3 separate regions of the Homo sapiens genome follow, and regions 1 and 2 are each linked to region 3. A link is an interaction called in ENCODE POLR2A ChIA-PET data of the cell type or tissue named here. Cell type or tissue: MCF 10A. All regions are shown on one strand. Each heading gives the region's core, and the rest is flanking DNA. Links, peaks and the distances in the headings are about the cores only. Region 1 overlaps MRTFA (myocardin related transcription factor A). Region 2 overlaps MRTFA (myocardin related transcription factor A). Region 3 overlaps MRTFA (myocardin related transcription factor A).

Region 1 (5,422 bases), core at 289-5,288, 65 kb after region 3:
TGCCGTAGCTCAGTTGGAAGAAGAAAGAAAGATAAAAGAAAATAAATTTAGAGGTTTGACTGTTATCAAAAAAGGAGGGGAGAGAAACAATTCCCAATTAAATAAATGAATTGTGGTTTTTAAGCAGTCCACCTCAACAGATATGGTTACATATACCCTCAAACTGAACACCTATGAAAAGGCCAGCACTTCGGGAGGCCAGGGTGGGAGGATCACTTGAGGCCAGGAGTTCAAGACCAGCCTGGCCCCATCTCTACTAAAAATGCAAAAATTAGGCTGGGCGCAGTGACTCACGCCTGTAATCCCAGCACTTTGGGAGGCCAAGGCGGGCGGATCACTTGAGGTCAGGAGTTCAAGAACAGCCTGGCCAACATGGTGAAACCCTGTCTGTACTAAATACAAAATACAAAAATTAGCTGGGCGTGGTGGCACGTACCTGTAGTCCCAGGTACTCGGAGGATGACGCACAAGAATCCTTGAACCCGAGAGGCAGAAGCTGCAGTGAGCCAAGATCACACTGCTGCACTCTAGCCTGGGTAACAGAGCGAGACTCCATCTCAAAAACAACAACAACAAAAAAATAGCTCGGAGTGGTGGTACACACCTGTAATCCCAGCTACTCGGGAGGCTGAGGCATGAGAATCACTTGAACCTGGGAGGTGGAGGTTGCAATGAGCCGAGATCACACCACTGCACTCCAGCAGCCTAGGCAACAGAGTGAGACTCTGTCTCAAAAAAAAAAAGCCAACTATTACTCTACTCATCTCTCCTCCATGCTCTCATGCTCTCATAGCATCTATTTCTCTGTTAACACAGTTAAAACATTTGGTTGTCCCCAGGTTTTCTTCTTCCTTTCTCTCTTACTTGTCTGAACAAGAATCATCTTTTATACAACTTTGTATCTCGCAAGACCTAGCAGTGCCTGGCAAGTAACAGGTGCTCATTATATACTTGCTGATAGAAGGCCCAACTGACCAGAATTTACAAAGTGAATAACGATCCATTTAAACAATCTGTTGTGTCAAAAGCTAGTGTACTTCTACATTCTCACGAATACGTCTGCTACGTAATTACACCAACAATTCATGAACAAAAAATTAAAGTGGATTCACTAAAAACCACCAACTAGTTTTTGCTTGACAACACAACCAGGTCCTTATCCATGCCAACTAAGACATAAATGAAAGGTAAACTAATTCAGTTGATAATTTAAATATTATGGTTGGTGATCTTTCTTACTAAAACGGTGCCACAGCTTTGTATGTAGAGTAGCTAAAGGTATTTACATTGGCTTTAGTCATGGATAAAGAAGGTTACAAATTTAGAAGTCCAATACAAATCCAAAGTTTATTTTTAGAAGCTTTCCATATGGTAGGAGTTTAAGAAGTAAAACAGCAGCCTTTTCTCTGCCGAAAGCAGAGGGTAGTAGAGCGCCAAAGGAGCAAACCCTCTCCTGACTCTGTGCCTGGCACTGCTTCACGCAGAGGAAGAAATGTGTAGGGTAAGCGAGAGCCTCACTGAAAATCAGTCACCCAAGGCAACAGGCATTTTGAAAGTCTGTGCTATTTGAAGGCTTAAGTATTAATTTTATACATGCCCATGTTCATTTAAAACATTTATGGCTTGGAACTTAAAAAATGTTCTAATGTGCTAGTTTGTCCACATATTAATCGAGTCTGCCAGGTTTGAACATGCCAAGTTTAAAATACTCTCCAGATCGTTATGCAAAGGTATGAGCTCAATCTTTTAGTCTCAGGAAAAGGAATTTAGGAGAGAATGACTAAAACAATAGTCCTTCAATGAAAGCTACAACAGAAAAAGTCAACTCCTAAATAGTGATGAGTTACTTTTTAAAAATACCTGACAGATTTCTTACATTAATCTCAAATTAAGATCCTGGATTTTAGCTCAAAGTTGTCAGACAATGTTATTTTTTGGTGGTTGTTTCCCTCCCCCGCCCCTCCCCAGCCTCCTAGAGAATGGATCTTGAAATTGATTGCTACATGAGACCATCTTATATAAAGGTTGTTTTAGTCATTCACTGACTAAGCCCCTTTAGAATCCAAGTCTAACTCATTTTATATTGAAATGAATTCTATTTTTATATGAATAGTATTACAAGCAAAATTATCTTAATCTTTTATCAGCATTAGAGAAATGCCAATAAAACCTAGAATAACTACACTTTTATAACAAGAACCTCAGAAACTAACACATCCAGTATTTTCATTTTCAGTTGGGGAACTACAGCACAAGAGTTCAGTGATCTGATAAAAGAAAAATGAGCCAGAATCTGATTACTAGTACAATGTATTTATTCTACTACATACTACTAAACACACTGTTTTTGAAATTACAACAGAAAAGTTTAAATATCCATTCCCTAACTGGGAAGATTTTAAAAATTAGATGTGTGTGCCCCCCCAAAATTGGAAATATTGTTCCTTAAAAACTTGGGTATTAGAGGCCAGGTACAGTGGCTCACACCTGTAATTCCAGTATTTTGGGAAGCTGAGGAGGGCGAATTACCTGAGGTCAGGAGTTCAGCCTAACCAACATGGAGAAATTCCGTCGCTACTTTAAAAAAAAAAAAAAAATAGCCAGGTGTGGCAGTGCACGCCTATAATCCCAGCTACTTGGGAGGCTGAGGCAGGACAACTGCTTGAACCCGGGAGGCAGAGGCTGGAGGTTGCGGTGAGTCAAGATTGTGCCACTGCACTCCAGCCTGGGCAACAAGAGGGAAACTCCATCTAAAAAAAAAAAAAAAAAAACCTGGGCGTGGTGGCTCACACCTGTAATCCCAGAACCTTGGGGGGCCGGGGCGGGCTGATCACCTGAGGTTGGGAGTTCGAGACTAGCCTGGCCAACATGGAGAAACCCCATCTCTACTAAAAATAGAAAAATTAGCTGGGCATAGTGGTGCATGCCTGTAATCCCAGCTACTCAGGAGGCTGAGGCAGGAGAATCGCTTGAACCCAGGAGGCGGAGGTTGCAGTGAGCCGAGATCGGGCCATTGCACTTCAGCCTGGGCAACAAGAACGAAACTCCGTCTCAAACAAACAAAAAAAACTTGGGCATTAGAAAACTATAGCAATTATTTTCAATACTTTTGGCTCAATACATACGCACATAGACTCTCCAGTGGAAATTTAGCTTTTAAAAGATTTCCTTACATTCCAAAGGGGATGAGAATAATTTTTACAATCTAAGATGACATTATCCTTATCTTCTAAAAAATAAACTTCCCACAAAGAAAAAAAGCAATTTCATAGAATTCTGGGTCTTCTTTCAAACAAGCACTTCTTTGGAAAGAATGCCACTAATCCATTTTAATTTAGGGGAAGAGAATGCAAAGGATAAAAGGAAAGTTGCCAGGCACAGTGGCTCACACCTGTAATTCCAACACTCTGGGAGAGGCAGAAGCGAGCGGACTGCTTGAACCCAGGAGTTTGAGACCAGACTGGGCAATATGGCAAAACCCCATCGCTACAAAAAATACAAAAATTAATCAGGCATGGTGGTGTTTGCCTAAAGTCCCAACTACTCAGGAGGCTGAGGTAGGAGGATCGCTTGACCCCGGGAGGTTGAGGCCGCAGCGAGCTATGATTACACCACTGCACTCCAGCCTGAGCGACAGAGTGAGACACGCTGTGTCTTTAAAAAAAAAAAAAGAAGTGAAGGGAAAGGAACAAAAATGGAATGAAGAGGGGAAAAAGGAAAAGGAAGAAAGACAAAAGAAAATCAATTTAGAGGTTTGACTTATCAAAAAAAAAAAAAGCAGAGGGAAAATAACAATTTCCAGTTAAAGGAATAAACTGTGGGGATTTTTTGGAATTGTGGTTTTTAAGCAGTCCACCTCAACAGATATTGTTACATATCTCCTCAAACTGAACACCTATGAAAAAAATCTTAATCTCTCTCTGCCTGATTCCTCTGTTTGCTCTTTCTTCTGCACCCAAAGAGAAGATTAAATAAACTAGGCCCCCTGAAACAAGTAAGGGAGGCAGAAATGCGAATCCATGCAAAGTGCTGGTAATGACTAAAGCGATCCAAGAGTCTTAAAGGAGTCAAGAGAAACCACTGTGCTCCTAGGCATATCCATAACCTCCTACAAGAAGCAATACACTCTGCTGCCTTTCATATCCACCACAAATCTTTCCTTTCCGATTATCGGTGTGATGTGCATAGAGATTTTAAAGAACAGTTAAGGCAGGGCATGCTGGCCCACACTTGTAATCTCAGCACTTTGAGAGGCTGAGATTATATTTGATTAAGGTGACAAGAGGAAAATGGAAGCAATACCTGTATATATTAAAAAGGGAGAGAGAAAATAAAGAAGGCCTATGTAGCCTGCTGGTCAACCCAGATGCAGAATTCAACCGAACATGCTCATGTGCTCATTAAGGTACCATAACATATGCAATACTTTACAAAATAAAAAACTACAATCTTGGCTGGGCTTGGTGGCTCACGCCTGTAATCCCAGAACTTTGGGAGGCCGAGGCAGGCGGATCACAAGGTCAGGAGTTCGAGACCAGCCTGGCCAACGTAGTGAAACCCCGTCTCTTCTAAAGATACAAAAATTAGCCGGCCGTGGTGGCACACGCCTGTAGTCCCAGCTACTCAGATGGCTGAGGCAGAATAGCTTGAACCCGGAAGGTGGAGGTTGCAGTGAGCCAAGATTGTGCCACTGTACTCCAGCCTGGGTGACAAAGCAAGACTCCGTCTCAAAAAAAGCAAAACAAAACAAAACAAAAAAACTACAATCTCAAACTGTCCACTTATAAGAAGAGTTTCAAACTCTATAATAAAGTTCCCAGTTTTCCCTTCATCTGCCAGCATCCCATAATAAGCATCTCCTGTTTGACCATTATTAAGACTCAGACATAGTAGCTCCAGAGAAGTAGATATAGCTCTTTCCTTTTGAAACTGCAAAGCAAAACCCACTTTACAATTTTTAAGTTTTTGAACTTTTTTTTGTTTTTTTGAGACATGGTCTTGCTCTATTGTGCAGACTGGATCACAGTGGCACATCTATAGCTCAATGCAACCTCAAACTCCTTGGCTCAAGTGCTCCTCCCTGCCTCCGCCTTCAGAGGAGCCAGACTACAGGCATGTGCCACCATGCCTGGCTAATTTTTTATTTTTGTAGTGACAGAGTCTATTTTGCCCAGGCTGGTGTCAAACTCCTAGCTTCAAGCGATCCTCCTGCCTTGACCTCCTAAAGTGCTGGGATTACAGGCATGAGCCACCATGCCCAACTTCGAAATAATGTTTTTTAATACTTCCATTTTACTGTCTTATAGTAGCTGACAAAACACAAATTTAATTTAGCCTAGACTCTAGCCTAGTTTTATAATAAGTTAATTTCAGCAGTTATCACATAGATGACAAAAAAAAATACTCATCGTTTGATACTGAT
Region 2 (5,422 bases), core at 216-5,215, 55 kb after region 3:
CTACCAAAACACATTCATAATGGCAAACGCCCTCAGAATCTTCAGGAAAATACCTTACTCTCCCAACTGAGAAAATATGGCCTAATTCCCCTGGAATAATTCAGAGATTACATACTAAAGCTCTGAAGGATTTGTTCAAAAAGCTTCCTGCCATGAGCAATCACTGTTTTTTTCACTGATCAGGTCTTTATTAAAAATAAGCTGTCCAAAATTATTTGACCTTTATGGAATAAACCAACAAGCTCATGCAGCAGGCTTCGTTTCCTCTGTGGTAGGTTTTTTTTTCAGCTACTGATGTCTTGGTTGGTAGCTGCTGCCCTTTTTCCCACCAGAGGTTTCTCCTGCTTAAAAACAACAACCTTCTTTCCTTTCTTCCCTACCACAGGCTTCTTGACTGCAACCCCCTTTCTCATCTGATTTGGCCTCTAGTGCTGCTGGTGCTGCTGGTGCTGCTGGTGCTGGTGCTGGTGCTGCTGCTGCTGCTGCCACCGCCGCCGCTGCCTTATCCACCTGGAGTTTGTGGTTGCTGGCCTGGCAAAGCCTGGTGTTGCAGAGCATGGTCTTTGCATATGGGTTTAGCTTCAACATGATTTTCAGGTTTTCCAGGAGGTTTGTCCCCAGGACTCTACGATGAATCTTCCTGCAACGTGCTTGAAGGGCTTTGGATGTCTGGGCTTTTCAAGATTCTGCTAAGGTCTGTATTGATCATCTTGTGCATGCAAAGATTGCAGTTACTCTTGAGGAAACAGCTTTACACCAAGTGCCACACAATTGTCTAACTTCTAGAAAGCACTTTCAGTCCAAATGCAGAAATGTCCCACATGCCCATCAGGAGCAAGTTTCAAAATGTTCAGTTTGCTTACATTAAGCAGAATAATTCTAGGAATGTTTCGGAAGGCTTTGACAATACAATCATCTTCATTAGAGACGATGCAGGGTCCCTTGCGCTGGATACGATGGTTTCTCATTTTGCCCTTGCCAGCTCTCATTTGCTGAGAGGCATAGCCCTTTTTTGTATCACTCCAGGCTTAAGTGGCAAAACAGCCTCCTTGATTGTCTTGTAGCCTTCAACTTTATCTCTGACCACCAAAAAAAGTTCAGGAACTTCCTTAATATGATGACCTGTAGACATGACCAGCACTGGTAAGGCAGAGGCAGCCAGGGGAGAACAGATAGCATATTGTTTTTTGGATTGTGTTCACTCTACAGTGCCAACAGTGCCAGGTTTTGGTTGGTGCAAACATGTGGCCTCCATGACAGATATTTCCAAAAGCACCCTGGCCAAAAGAGTGAGTCCCACCACCTCAAACTCTGGGAATTTGAGACCCAACTCTGCCAGTACCCCAAGATTCAGCACTGGTCTGACGACCTGCTAATTCACTAACAAGATAGGGCTGTCTGTTGTTTTTGTGCAAGTTGGTGTGAACAAAGTTCACAATATCTGGTGGAATGGGAGCCTTGAATACAGGAGACAAAGTGACATTTTTGCCAGATGACTCCCCTTTTTCAGAGTACACTGATAACAGTGGATCAGCACATCCATGGGAAGGTGAGAAGGCCACACTCCAACATTTTTTTTTTTTTTTTTTGGAGACAGAGTCTCGCTCTGTCGCCCAGGCTGGAGTGCAGTGGCGCAGTCTCGGCTCACTGCAACCTCCGCCTCCCAGGTTCAAGCGATTCTCCCGCCTCAGCCTCCTGAGTAGCTAGGATTACAGGCACGCGCCACCACGCCCAGATAATTTTTGTATTTTTAGTATAGATGAGGTTTCACCATGTTGGTCAGGCTGATCTCTAACTCCTGACCTTGTGATCCACCTGCCTCGGCCTTCCAAAGTGCTGGGATTACAGGTGTGAGCCACCGCGCCCAGCCTCAACTTTTTTTTGTAACTAAGATAAAACATTATCTACTGATTTACCAAAGTATTTAGCTTAATTTCACAACAGTGACGCTATTGGCATTTTGGGTGAACAATTCTGAGTTTTCTCCACCAAATGCCAGTGATGCATCTCCCACCCACAGTCACTTAACAACCAAAAATGCCTCCATACTTTTCCAAATACCCTTTGGATATATGGTACCTTCCCCATTGAGAACCACTGAAAAATTTAGTTGGTAACTGTACTTAGATCAATAGATTGCCAGTTAATGAACTGTGGCCTCCAATTCAGGTCAGAGATGTAACATAGTAACAGTGCCTTGAATTTAACCATTTCCAACGTACACATTAAGATCATATAGTCTGGGCCAGATGTATTGGCTCACACCTATAATCCCAATGCTTTGGGAAGCCAAAGGCAGAGGACTGCTCGAGCCCAGGAGTTCGAGACCACCCTGGGAAACATGGCGAGACTCCATCTCTACAAAAAATTTAAAAATTAGCCAGGCATAGTGGCACATGCCTGCAATCCTAGCTACCGAGGAGGCTGAGGCAGGATGACTGCTTGAGTCCAGGAGTGCAAAGCTGCTATGAGCTATGATTGCGCCACTGCATTCCAGCCTGGGGCAATAGAGTAAGACCTTGTCTCAGGGGAAAAAAAAAGATCATATAGTCTGAGGTAGAAATAATATTTACCATTTTTTTCATAGCACTACGCAGTGCCGAAATCTTATATTCAAAGTAATATGCAGCAAATGTAGACATGGTTGGGGGGTGTATGGTTAACATATGGATCCTACAAGTATCCTAAAAAAGTGAATCTAAATCTCCCCCCAAGATTGTGACAGAGACAATTACAGCAGGAATGTCTATGATTATTTCCTTGAGCAACATCTATGAGCTACATTTATATGTTTATGTATACATGTACAGCTTATAAAGGAAAAAATCACTGCCTACTATGTGACAAGTGTTATCAGACTGAGAATAATATACAGGCTTACTGAACATCTGTGACCAACAAAAGTGCCAAATGCCTATTTAATCCTCATAAAAACGTATGAGGTATTACTATTCTATTTTACAAAGGAGAATAGTGAAGTACAGAGAGGTTAAGTAACTGCTGAGCCAGGGTTCAAACCCAGATAACTCCAGACCCCTCAGTAAGAGCTGTATTGTTCCAAGGGATACATGAGAAGACTGGAGGAAGGAATTTTAAAAGCAGGAAAGAACTTGTCTGAAAACTATGAAAAATGTTAATAATGTCTACTACATGCTAATAATGTCTACTAAAGTACAACTGTGAAAAGGTTGTCAACAAAAATTCCTTATGACCCAAGGAAAACTAAATTTGCGTCCCAAGGCTCTTAAGCAACTGTATTTAAACTCTGCACTTAAAAATTCATATTACAAGGCCGGGCACGGTGGCTCACACCTTTAATCCCAGCACTTTGGGAGGCCGAGGCAGGCGAATCACAAGGTCAGAAGTTCAAGACCAGCCTGACCAACATGGTGAAACCCCATCTCTAAATACAAAAATTAGCCAGGCATGGTGGCACACACCTGTAATCCCAGCTACTCAGGAGGCTGGGGCAGGAGAATCGCTTGAACCCGGGAGGCGGAGGTTGCAGTGAGCTGAGATCGTACCACTGCACTCCAGCCTGGGAGACAGAGCGAGACTCCGTCTCGAAAAAAAAAAAAAAAAACTTCACATTACAAAGAAGCTTAAATTAAATGAATTCTGAACTTCATTTTTTTGCATTTTTTGCATACTGTCTTCCACATAATACTCAATTTTTAAACACTGTTAGCCAGGTTAGTTTGTTGCTCTAAGAAGATGTATTGCTACTACGACAACTACATGGCACTTCTGTACAAGAGATATCAAAAGTAAATAATTAGTATGGCTGTATAGATTATGTATCACTAAGGGGAAAAGACAGTTTACAATGGATAAATCTGGCAGACAGGAACTCAACCAATGATGAGATTTAACATCATCATTAATGAGACAAACCAACATGGTAGGTAAGCCTTTAAAAAGCTCCAGTGTAGCCGGGCGCGGTGGCTCATACCTGTAATCCCAGCAATTTGGGAGGTCGAGGTGGGTGGGTCACGAGGTTAGGAGTTTGAGACCAGCCTGGCCAACATGGTGAAACCCCGTCTCTACTAAAAATACAAAAATTAGTCGGGCATAGTGGCACACACCTGTAATCCCAGTTACTCAGGAGGCTGAGGCACGAGAATTGCTTGAACCCAGGAGGCGGAGGCGGAGGCTGCAGTGAGCCAAGATCACACCATTGCACTCCAGCCTGTGTAACAGAACAAGACTCTGTCTCAAAAAAAGAAAAAAAAAAAAAAAAGGAAAAGCTCAAGTGTATGACAATATTCACATCTTTTACTGAGTATCTGAATACTTATGCACAGAGCAGAATTCTCCAAATCAGCTAATACCTAGTCTGTATACACACACAAGAAATAACCAATAAATTATTCCCTTTAAAAATAAATAAATAGCAGCTGGGCACGGTGGCTCACAGCTGTAACCCCACCACTTTAGGAGGCCAAGGCAGGCAGATCACAAAGTCAAGAAATCAAGACCATCCTGGCCAACATGGTGAAACCCCGTCTCTACCAAAAAAATACAAAAAATTAGCCGGGCGTGGTGGCACGCGCCTGTAGTCCCAGCTACTCAGGAGGCTGAGGCAGGAGAATTGCTTGAACCTGGGAGGTGGAGGCTGCAGTGAGCTGAGATCGCGCCACTGCACTCCAGCCTGGCGACAGAGCGAGACTCCGTCTCAAAATAAATAAATAAATAAATAAATAGCAAATGAAGTGAACAGAAAACCCAGAAATAATAACGAGCTCTTACTGAGAGGCCTGAGGCATTATAAAATAACAACTTTCCACTCCGGCCTGGGCAAAAGAGCGAGACTCCGTCTCAAAAAAAAAAAAAAAGATAACAACTTTCAAAGAAAAAAATAACTTTGAATAAAAGCTAAATCCCTTCTTTTCAAGGTTACACTTTTTAAAAAGTGTTGAGAAAATGTAATAAAAATAACAAAAGAGTGGTATGTTTGACCAGTAATAAGAAACTAATATATAAAGAAGAGGAGGAAAGAAGACGTGCAATACGCAGAGTGGTGGAAAACTTCATGAGTGGAAGATTAAATCCGATGCAGAACTTAATAAAATGTGCGCCTTACTTCAAAGGAAGTTTAAAAATGGTGTTTACAAGGGATCTTTCTGGGGTATTGGAAATGTAATACTGGAGTGGGGTAATGGTTGCACATCTCCACAAAATTACTAAAAATAAACTGTACACTTCAAACAGGTAAATTCTGTAGTATATAAATTATACCTCAAAGTTATTTTTAAAGAACTAACATTTGTTCAACAAAGAAGGAAAAATTATATTAAGTTTATCTCACTAAACCATAAAAAGGAAGTGGCCAAGAGGAAAAGTACAGTAATTCATTCAATAGACAGAAAAATAAAAATGGAAAAATGCATAGATTAAGAAATGTTAATGTGTCCATTTCAGC
Region 3 (5,422 bases), core at 281-5,280:
GTATCAGAAGCCAATATATAGATTAATATATTGCCCTTGAGAAGCTAATAATCTAATTAGGAAGACATATACATCTGGCTGGTTCCAAAGGACCAGTAAGAGACCACCAGCAGTGAGGAGGATGAAAGTTTTATTTTTTGAGACAGAATCTTGCTCTGTCGCCCCAGTTGGAGTAGAATGGCATGATCATAGCTTGTTGCAGCCTCGACCTCCTGGGCTCAATCGATCCTCCCACCTCAGCTTCCCAAGTAGCTCTGACTACAGGTGGGCACCATCATACCTGGCTTTTTTTTTTTTTTTTTTTTTTTAATTTTTTGTAGAGATGGGTCTTGAACTCTTGGGCTTAAGCGATCCTCCTGCCTCAGCCTCCTGAAGTGTTGGGATTACAGGTGTGAGCCACCATGCCAGGCCTGAAAGTTTGTATATAACATACATGAACATGTCTCACCAAAACCCCCAAGCTCCAAATATTCAAATGAAAATTGTTCATAAATATAAAACATACCCTGGAACTTTGCTATCATATTCAATATCCTGAAGTTTTATTTAGGGTAAAACTTTCCATCCTGAATTCTGTCAACAAGGTTTAGTTACTTTAAAACTCTCATTAAATAGCAGTCTCACCTATAAAGCATATATTCATATAGGTTAAAATATTCTATTGCTAGAAAACCTATGGCTCATGTTTATCTACTGATAAAGCCCAAAAGTCTTGACTTTTCAGAGAATGGCTTTTAGTTCACTGAGGCTTCATAACAGATGCTTTTTCATTTCCTATCATAAAGAGAGACAGTATTTTACTATACAGCTGTCATATTACTGTTACAATCCAGCTAATGGCTACAGCACTTCAGAACAAAACAGTAGCAATTTTACAAAACCAACACATTGTTAATGTTTTTGATCATATAGGAGACAGGTACTGGAGATATCAGTTTGCTATTACCCTTTCTATATCCAGAGTCTCTCCACTTTTACGAACATAAACAAAAGAAAGAAGTCCACATACACGCTACAGCAGACCCTTCATTCTACCTGCATCCAACACTCTTGTCAATTTCATTTCACCTACTATCATCCTTTGAAAGTTTTATGAAGTAGCTGGTCCAACAGATGGGTGGCTAGCCCTGCCCAACACATGACGAAGGAAAAACAGCTCTTAGCAAGCAAGACAAGAAAATATTAAGTATGTCCCTTTCCCTCTCAAGGCTGAGAACACTGAGACTACCTGAGAAGAAAGCAAACAATCTTTTAACCTTTATAAAGAAAAGTTACTGGACTGAGATGATCTGTAAGTAACAAGGTGATTTTAAAAAGGGAGAGAGTTCAAATGCTAAAATCTACCCCTCAAGATAAAACAGGCACTTGCCCACACATAGCAGAGAACTGGAATAGACAGGAAAAATAAATAAATCCAAATTAGTTTAACTGGGAGCTTTTTCATCAAAGACAGATGGGAAACATTCAGATAAGCACACTATCTTGTTTAGAACACAAAGCTCAATAGATCTGTAGGAGGAAAAGGAAAGGCAACCTGAAACACATAGCCTATATGCATAAAAAATGACTCATTATGGTCATATTAGTAAAACCAGAAAGAACAAAATGGTAGTGGTATCTGTCTTCTTTGCCCCTTCCCTGATCATAAGCTTTATTAACCAGATAGCATCTGATCCTGTCTTCAACTGATGTATATCTGTCTTTCAACATACTACCTAAAATGCTCCCCAAGGAAAACAGTGAGACCAATTCTGCCAGAGACAGTATCTGCCAGAACCAAGAAGTCTTATTTTCCTTTGAGTGAAAGCCAGTGGATGGGGAAGAGGTCCCCAAATGCCACTTGTCTGAATCTTTTAAGATATGCTCTGAAACAAGAAAACACTACAGATTACATTTTAGTAGAGATCTAAAAATAGCAAAAGAACATTCCCTATTTTTAGATATCTGACTTCCAAGTGTAAAAACACTAAAAGTAAAAGAAACCACTGAAAACTAACTATATTTTTAAAAGGGTTTTAAAAACTCTGAATTGGAAAACTGTTTTTAGAGATAAAATTTCAAAAATCCTCCCCTGTGTTGACTGACTCTTTGCTCAAACTTACCCATCTCCAAAATTTAGTCCTAATCCTATGTGTTATTAAGGGCATTTCCACAGAACCAAAAGATGGTACAGAAAGGTTATACCACAAACAAGAAAGAACAGCTAAGAAAAAAAATTTAAAGATGCTTTCATAAAAACATAGAGTCTAGACTAGTGATTAAAGACAACAATGTATAAAACAGCAAAGCAATTTAATTGTCTTTCATTTAAAACAGTGCCACAGACAATACAACACTTGATTAAAGAAGACAAAGAGTTTTTTTTCTCAAACAGGTCTCCGCAACTGAATAATCTTAAAACCAGTAACCATCTAATTCAAAGCTGTCAGAATAACTAGAATTTGCAATGAGAGAAAAATTAATAAAAAACTGAAAATGCAGTACATTTCTTCCTCCCCATTTCTGTCCACTCCTAGTACAAATATGACCCATTTTTTTTAAAGAAGCCTGTGGCAAATAAGATTTGTAGGAAATTATTAGCAAGTTAGGAAATTAGGATTTATGTGAATTACCTGACTGTACTGCCATCATTAACATCTCAGGTTCCAGTAGAGTCATGACGGATTCTTCCAGAAACAAAAATCCACAAATATAATGAAGAAAGTCAAAGTCACAGGAGAAAAGCTGTCTTGAAAGCTTTCACAAATTCAATCTGATGCCTTATGCTCAAATCAGACTGTGAGAATATCCCCTTCTCAGTGCAGTTACCAATTTATCCACCCTTCAGGCGAGTCAAGATGACACAGATTTGAATTACTGCCGACAGGAAACCAAAAAGCTCTCCAGTTAAGACATACTAAGTGTGGTTAGAACAGTGAGCAAGCTCCTCCCCTTGCTATTCGTCTCTGGGGGAGGGGAGAGACATATATAAAGAGACTTTCAGAAAACAGATCAACTGCTTTTTTCCTCTCAAGAAGAGAAGATGAGGTTTTGTTCAAAATCCCACTATAAGAGACTGCTGTTAATGCAGTTTAGTGGAACAGATTAAACACAATCCAAACAACTCAAGCTCATGAAAGAAGCAGTCCAATTACTGACCCATTGATGAGAGGTGGGGAAGAAGATTAAACACATATAAACACATATATACAAAATGTAAGCTCCATAAATTTTCTGAAAAAGAATTCCAACGGCTTTTTTATATGTGGTATTTATAGATAACAGGCTAAGGAAGTTGAACATTTAACTACAGAAGCTCAACTATTTCTCCACCCCCACTCCAATTAAAATATCTGTTTCAAAAAGTCATCTGAATACATTCCAGAGCTGTAATCTGTCTTTCAGATCTGTCAGTCCCCTAAAAGAGCCTCTTACTTGTGCCTATATTAGACATACGGTCTGTGAATAGACAGTATACTGATGTTATTTGATTTCATTTACTTTTTTTGTATGTTTGAGACAGGGTCTCACTCCGTTGCCCAGACTGGAATGCAGTGGTGCAAATGTGGCTTACTGCAACCTCGACCTTCCAGGCTCAAGTGCTCCTCCCACCTCAGCCTCCTGAGTAGCTGGTCTCAAACTCCTAGGCTCAAGCGATCTGCCCACCTTAGCCTCACAAAGTGCTGGGATTACAGGCATGAGCCACTGCTCCCCACAGCACCTTTCATTAACTGATATTCATAACAATGATATTAAGATTACTTTCAGTCTATCTGACTGAATTTTTTAAAGTTGGAAACTAAGAATCCATGTTTGGTGTGTTTATCTAGAATTCTTCAATCTTTCTCGTTAACTATCAGCCTGTATGTGAAAGCTGGCTGCTGCCAATAGCCCAGCGAATACCTTAATGCTTACATAGTAAACAAATGGTAAATAAAAGCAGTAGGAGACCTTAAGAGAGAAAATAGTCTCAGAATGACTGAAGGCAATATTTTGTTATTAGTAAAGAGAAGCAATGCAAATTTGGGGTGAGGGAGACTCAGTACAAGAGAGAAAAACTTCCTTCCTTTCTCACTCCAAGAACATCATGTTTAAAAGAAAAGCCAGAAAAGCTCTATATAGAACTGTGGGAATGACTCAACAGGCAATGAGTAGCAGCCAGTGTGGGCTAAATGCTGCTCTGGGAAAGCAGAAGCATCTCACTGGCCCCTTCTGGCAACCAAATTTTCAAACTGACTTAGGAAAAACGGGTAAATTTCAACTTTGAGTCTACATGACAGTCTGGTCAAAGGTTAGCAACTAAGGGAAAAGCATCCCTAAAAGGTTGAGAAGATTGAGTCATTCCTTGGTCCTTATGTGGGCTGTATAATTTGCTGTGTGAGAGGTTTTTTCTTTTTTTTTTTTTTTTTCTTTTTGAGACTAGGTCTCACTCTGTCCCCCAGACTGAGTACAATGGCATGATCTCAGGTCACTGCAGCCTCAACCTCCCAAGTTCAAGCGATCCTCCTACCTCAGCCTCCCAAGTAGCTGGGACTACAGGCATATGCCACCACACCCAGCTAACTTTTGTATTTTTAGTAAAGATGGGGTTTCACCATGTTGCCCAGGCTGGTCTCGAACTCCTAAGCTCAAGTGATCCCCCTGCCTCAGCTACCCAAAGTGTTGGGATTACAGGCCTGAACCACCACACCTGGTCTTTGTTAAATTTACTTTGTCTCTCTAGTAATGAGGGTTTTCAAATGAAACAAGTTTTCACAGTTCGGTATTTACAGGAAAATAAATATAAACTTTAAGATTCCTGCACAGAAGATGGTAGGAAGGGCAGAGGGCTGGCTGTCTCCCTCCTGCCAAAACTGTTCGCCATAGAAGAGAGCATGTAATGCCACAGTGTCAATACTCCAGCACCACAGGAGATATTGAGAGTCATGTGATAGGAATAACAAATAAACATAACATCTCAGTTGATTTGACTTTTTCTTAGCAATTCCACACCCACTATCTCACTGGCACTTTGAGGTAAAAAGACCTAAATAAAAGAAAAACAATTTTTTAAACAGTAATCTTTAAAAAATTAAACAAGAAGCACTTACTTTCGTAGGCCAAACGGGAGGGTGGGTTGAAACTAGAAGTTAGAGACCAGGTTGGGCAACATGGCAAGACCCCATCTCTACCAAAAAAAAAAAAAAGAAAAAGAAAAAAAGCCAGGTATGGTGATGCCTGTCTGTAGTCCCAGCTACTTGGGAGGTTGAGGCAGGAGGATCACTTGGGCCCAGGAGTTCCAGGCTACAGTGAGCTGTGATCACCCCACTAAACTCCAGCCTGGGCAACAGAGCAAGACCCTGTCTCAATAAATAAATAAATGGGCCGAAGCCGCCGCCGCCCGACCGCCGGGAGGATGGAGTTCAGCGGGCAGCGGAGCTGTCTCAGTCTTTGCCGCGGCGCC

Evidence for each region. Peaks named below come from ENCODE experiments on the same cell type or tissue, not always from the same donor. Only the 100,000 strongest peaks of a DNase experiment are listed, where the experiment ranks them.
Region 1: POLR2A ChIA-PET joins it to region 3 with 28 read pairs; 10 of 35 experiments call an interaction of 5 or more read pairs at or near these places.
Region 2: POLR2A ChIA-PET joins it to region 3 with 11 read pairs; 10 of 35 experiments call an interaction of 5 or more read pairs at or near these places.

The regions. Positions count from the first base shown.
Region 1 is chr22:40,596,246-40,601,667 of GRCh38, forward strand. The region is part of intron 1 of MRTFA (myocardin related transcription factor A); the gene reads right to left. Among named protein-coding and RNA genes, the nearest start is that of MRTFA, 38 kb to the right of the region's middle. In MCF 10A, for the core only: no CTCF peak of the experiment used is centred there; no DNase peak of the experiment used is centred there.
Region 2 is chr22:40,586,457-40,591,878 of GRCh38, forward strand. All of the region lies in intron 2 of MRTFA (myocardin related transcription factor A), which reads right to left. It also overlaps the pseudogene RPL4P6. Among named protein-coding and RNA genes, the nearest start is that of MRTFA, 48 kb to the right of the region's middle. In MCF 10A, for the core only: no CTCF peak of the experiment used is centred there; a DNase peak (open chromatin) is centred at 2,495.
Region 3 is chr22:40,530,978-40,536,399 of GRCh38, forward strand. The region is part of intron 3 of MRTFA (myocardin related transcription factor A); the gene reads right to left. Among named protein-coding and RNA genes, the nearest start is that of MRTFA-AS1, 12 kb to the left of the region's middle. In MCF 10A, for the core only: no CTCF peak of the experiment used is centred there; DNase peaks (open chromatin) are centred at 2,894 and 4,144.